Linked DNA regions of Homo sapiens: region 2 is linked to region 1. A link is an interaction called in ENCODE POLR2A ChIA-PET data of the cell type or tissue named here. Cell type or tissue: PC-3. All regions are shown on one strand.

Region 1 (2,500 bases):
TTTTTTGATTAACACAATATTCATTTTTTAACTTTTCATTCCAGCTGTTTGGCTTGGAGGAATCCTCAGAACCTAAGGAAAAATGAAGTCTCAGTCCTATAAGTTGAGTGAAGTACAGTGTTCCTTTGAGCTACCAAATTGTACTAGTTAACCTAAAGTGACCTCTCTGGTTTTTAAGTGGCCAATTTAAACCACACTCTATAAAAGGGACCATACTATATAGCTTGAGTAAACTTTGAGAGTGGTGTCTATAATTAGAATGCTATACCGAAATGACTTGCTGGCATGTTGTCATCTGTGCATACTGAATACATTTCCATAAAATTGTTTCAGTTAATTTTTCTTTGGGTTCCATCGTGGGGAGCCTGCAATTCACTGCCCTTGTACTTCTTCTACTGCCAATGAGTCCCTGTGAGCACCAGCACGTCACTGAGATCTTCTTAGCTACATGAGTGGTCTGCCCATGGTTTTTTTCTCATGCTTGTGTTGGGTAGGGGTGGCGGGGAAGGGAGAGAGTGGGAGATGGGAGAATCAAAGTTTTAAAAAAAGAAATCTAAGTGTTGTTTTAAGCATTAATGCTAAGCTCCAGATATACCTCTTTCTCGGGGTGGTGTATTCTGCAACCAAGAATGCTGAACATTTAAAAATGAAGGTCAGGAAAAAAAAAAACTATGTCTTCATTTTAAAAAGTTTCCCATCCACTATTATTTCACTTCCCCCTGTCTTTGGTTACACTGGCCACTGCTTTAGCACAGGGATTGAAAAGGTTTGTAAGTAAAGCCTTATGAGGTCTCAGCTGTAACTACTCAACTCTGCATTTGAAGCTAGAAACCAGAGATGACGTGTAAGTCAATAGGCATAGCAGTATTCCAATAAAACTTTATTTGTGGGTACTGAAATTTGAATTTCATATAATTTTAACGTGATAAAATATTTTTGATTTTTTTCATCTTCTTAGTAATGTAGAAGCCATTCTGAACTTACAGGGTATAGGAAAACAGCAAGAGGGATGGGTTTGGCTCTCAGGTCACAGTTTGGAGACCCCTGCTTCAGCACTACCTAGGTATGGAGAATCATAGTCACTTCCTTGGCTCAGCATAAAAACAACTGTTTGTTGTATAACTTCAACTTGACTATTCCCTCCAGCCACAGCCAAACATCATGGATGAGGAGGAGTTTTCATTCATCCTTCAAATGCTTCCATTTCTTAGCTTCCAACAGCTTCTATGATGCAGCAGGAAAAGTTCTCAGCTACTTACAGCCTATGCTGGTGCCCCTGGGTGTCCCAGACACCAGATCTGATTATTACCACACGACTCCAATGTCATTCATGCAGGCCAATTTGCTTTGGCCATCTAAAAAAAGCTGCCTCCGTCTGTCTCTGTGGGTAAATTCTGTAGTGGAAATGAGCAGGCCTTTGCTTTCAGAACACAAGCCCAGAGGGCACTTTTGGCACTGGGACTCTTGCAGAGAGCGCCAAACCACAGCTGTGAAAGGAGTGTGAAGGGGGATGTCTGCAACGGCCCAGGAAATAGCCACCCAGCTGGAAAGGGATGTCAGGAAGTGAGACAGCTTAGGGACAGATCAGGCCTCAGAGGAGTGTGAGCAGCTGGCACTGGTACCCTCTTTTAACTTGCTAGCATGATGTGAGACTCCAGGCCTCCGTGACTGCCACTGACTCCCTTTCCCTTCCTTGGCAATCCATTCAACCCTCTACTCCCCCAGCATTACCCAGTTCTAACTAGAGAAACGGAGTGTGCCAGGTTCTAGAGGATACTTCCTCTTCTTGGTCCTGGAGAAATGAATATTTATCCTTTGAAAACAAAAAAAAAGACTCTTTTCATACCTTTGACTCCGATTGTCAATATCCATTTGCTTTCAAAATTTCATCGCAGAAATCTTTCCCAGTTGCTTCTCTGCTCTTATTCTCACTTCCTTTTCTCCATACCTACAGAATGTTACATATGTCTATATATGCATTCAGCTTTTGCAGCACTGTGATTTGTAATATAATTTTGGTTTTCTTGGCCATCTCTTCTAGATTATTAGAGACCTTGGGACAAGAACAGTGATTTATATTCTTTGTATCACGAATTATCCCTCGTATATTGTTCTGCACATAGTGGATCATCCGTTAGTCCATTTCGTTAATGAAATGTGTAGGGGAGCTTTTCTGAAGATGCCTATGCTGGGCAGGCTGTCATTGTTCACACATTTACCTTTTCTCTAATAGTTGCTGATGTCTGCATTCTCTTCATACCATTCCACTGGTGCACTTTTTGTCACAAGATGTGAGGATGATCTGGCTGCAACAATCATTACCCCACTAATCTCTAGTGCCAATTTGATGGAACTGGCTATTAGGATTTGCCACTATTTGCCTTTTTTTCTTTAGCCATTGTCTCTATCAACTAAATATAATACATATATCTACACACATATTCTATTTATTTCAATCACCTATTTCCTTTAAGACCATAAAATATAATAATCCATAATT
Region 2 (2,500 bases), 150 kb before region 1:
CCACAGGAATAAAATCTAAATTTTCTTTGCATTTGTACTTGCCAGATTTCATATTGTTTATACTGAGGAAAAGGGAAAGCAAACTTCCCAATTTATACTTTTTCTGTAGTATTCTAAAGTCTGCACCCAAACCACAAAATGCTGCATTTCAGGCCTGCAAAGGATAGTAGTGACTGATCAATCGTGCAAATATTTCCTTAAATAACGCAGATGTACTAGACCGTTTGTTGTTTTTGTGTTTCTGGAAGTGGTTCAATTTCAAGGGTCTCAACCAGTGGGACACAAGCTTTGGTTGGTTCTTCACTGAAAGAGGAACTGGCAGGATGTCTGCTGTTACATTCCTTTTGTCTGGAAGTCTCAGCTTCCTCACCCAGGAGAAACTTTCTTTTTCTACATGCGCTTGTTTTCTGAAGTGCCAGAAAGGCCAATTCTAAGGCCTGCCATGTCCAATAAAGCACAATAAAGGAAAGGAAACAGGAAACTTTTTCTCCAAAAAGAAGAAAGAAGAGCCTTCTGCTTAAGTGGGGAAAGAAGCAAACTTTTAAAGGGCTTTGGTTATTGGATCCCTTCCTTTCTACAGGAACGGACCTCAGTACATTGACCCTAGTGACAGCCTTTCTTGCTTCTCATCTCCAGATGAGAGATGTGTGGAAGAATACAAAACCAACCAGAGGGATGCCTCTTCTTCCTATCCAGCTGAGAAATTAGGAAGGGATTTCTGTTAAAAAGAATTCTTCATATTTATAAAGGTGGAAAATACCAAGAAAATTGTAGGTTTTTATTAGCTAGTAATAGAGGCTAGACGATGGAAATCAGATAAAATACAAATTCAAAAGAGGATTATTTAAGGAATCTAGAACAATTTGGGTAATGATTGTTTAAAATGTCTGTTGTTGTTGCTGTGTGACTTTTAAACAATGTATTTTAACGGAAAATACATGCATCTGGGAAAATTTCACAAGATATTTTATCGAATGTTAGTATACTCTACACGCTGTCCTGCACCTTGCTTTTTTTACTCTATGCGTCTTGCAGATCATTTTATATAATACATAGAGAGGTGACTCATTCTTTTTAAAGGTTACATTAAGTTTGTAGTATGTCAGAATGGCAATACTATAATTGTTTTAACCAGTGACGTTTAAGTTGTTTCCAGATTTTTTGATCTAACAAATAATGTGTCATGAGTATAGAATTTTTATGTTCATGTACTAGTATAGTTATAGGATGACTCATATTTGAAGCAAAGTACAAAACGCATGCTTTCTGTAGCTACTCATAAATTCTGGTATGAGCAAAATGTCAAGATGCTTGCTTATCACCGACCAAGTGATGATTAAGCTCTTGCTAAACTGTATCAAAGGAGAAAAAGGGAAATACAGGCTTATCCTAACAATTTCACAGTGAACAGTAATCTCTGGCATTCAGTTAAAGCTAGACTTGTTCTAATTACTTTGATTTTGAAATTATTATTAAATAAAATCACAAGCCTTTTCTCACCACTCCCTTTTCTTGTTTTGCTAGAAGAGTTGAATATTTCAAACTTTGTCTAATCTACTGATAAGAATGAGCCTGGCCCTTCACTTTTAAATTGGTGACATTATCAAACTTTATCATACTACCAACTTTCTTTTACGGTCTTAGAGAAAAATAGACAATACTACCATTAGGCTTATAAAGTGTCTTCCACTGAGTTCTATGATTGCAATTTTCATACCTTCTAAAATACTATTCTGAGGACAATATTAAAATATAAAAGAAATACCTTATCTTTACCTTAAAGAAGAAGAAAATAATCTCGTAATTTAAGCATTCAATGTTTGTACAAAAGTGTGTGTACGTATGTGGTCCTTTATATATTGAGTGTAAGGGTTGACAGCTTAGAAATAGTTAATCACATCAAAAATCTAGGACTACAATCTAGGTAATGCTAAGAAATTTTAATTCCATATACCTTTATTTAGTCTGCCACATCCAGTGGGCACTATGCTAGCATTTGAAAAGATGCATATAATATTGGCCTTTAACTTCAAAGAACTTAGTCTTTAGCAAGGGAGATGATGAACATTAGTGCTGGAAGTTGATTTAGTATAGTGGTTAGAAACAGTCTCTAGAATTGGATAGATTTGGGATTGAGTCATGGCTCCCTCAGTAATGTAGATGTGAGACTAACGCATGCATCAGAATACTATTATGTCTAGCTCAATGTAGGCACTCAATTTTAGGTCTTTACTACTGGACAATGAAATGTATATATTATATTATGTCGTATTATCTTACATACATTAATACCTGACAACAGATTAAAATTAATTAAATCAGCCTGTAATTGCTCAGAAAAAGCTTCAGAGAAGAGGTAGTATTTGAACCATCACCTTCTCTTGCGCTTTTATTTCAAGGAAGAAAAAGCACTTAAACTAGAAAAAGCAAAAAGGAGACATGGGTTGATACCGCTCATAAAAATCAGGACGGAAAGCATTCTGCAGACTCACTTGTGATT

The links. ChIA-PET counts read pairs that join two places held together with the same protein. Peaks named below come from ENCODE experiments on the same cell type or tissue, not always from the same donor. Only the 100,000 strongest peaks of a DNase experiment are listed, where the experiment ranks them.
Region 2: POLR2A ChIA-PET joins it to region 1 with 6 read pairs; 11 of 35 experiments call an interaction of 5 or more read pairs at or near these places.

Annotation. Positions count from the first base shown.
Region 1 is chr10:52,465,159-52,467,658 of GRCh38, forward strand. The region is part of intron 1 of LNCAROD (lncRNA activating regulator of DKK1); the gene reads right to left. Among named protein-coding and RNA genes, the nearest start is that of LNCAROD, 4.1 kb to the right of the region's middle. In PC-3, no CTCF peak of the experiment used is centred here; a DNase peak (open chromatin) is centred at 1,513; H3K27ac peaks cover 2,398 bases.
Region 2 is chr10:52,318,007-52,320,506 of GRCh38, forward strand. No RefSeq gene overlaps it. Among named protein-coding and RNA genes, the nearest start is that of DKK1, 5.0 kb to the left of the region's middle. RefSeq lists an enhancer at 258-1,457. In PC-3, no CTCF peak of the experiment used is centred here; DNase peaks (open chromatin) are centred at 305, 655, 1,255 and 2,125; H3K4me3 peaks cover 1,744 bases; H3K27ac peaks cover 2,347 bases.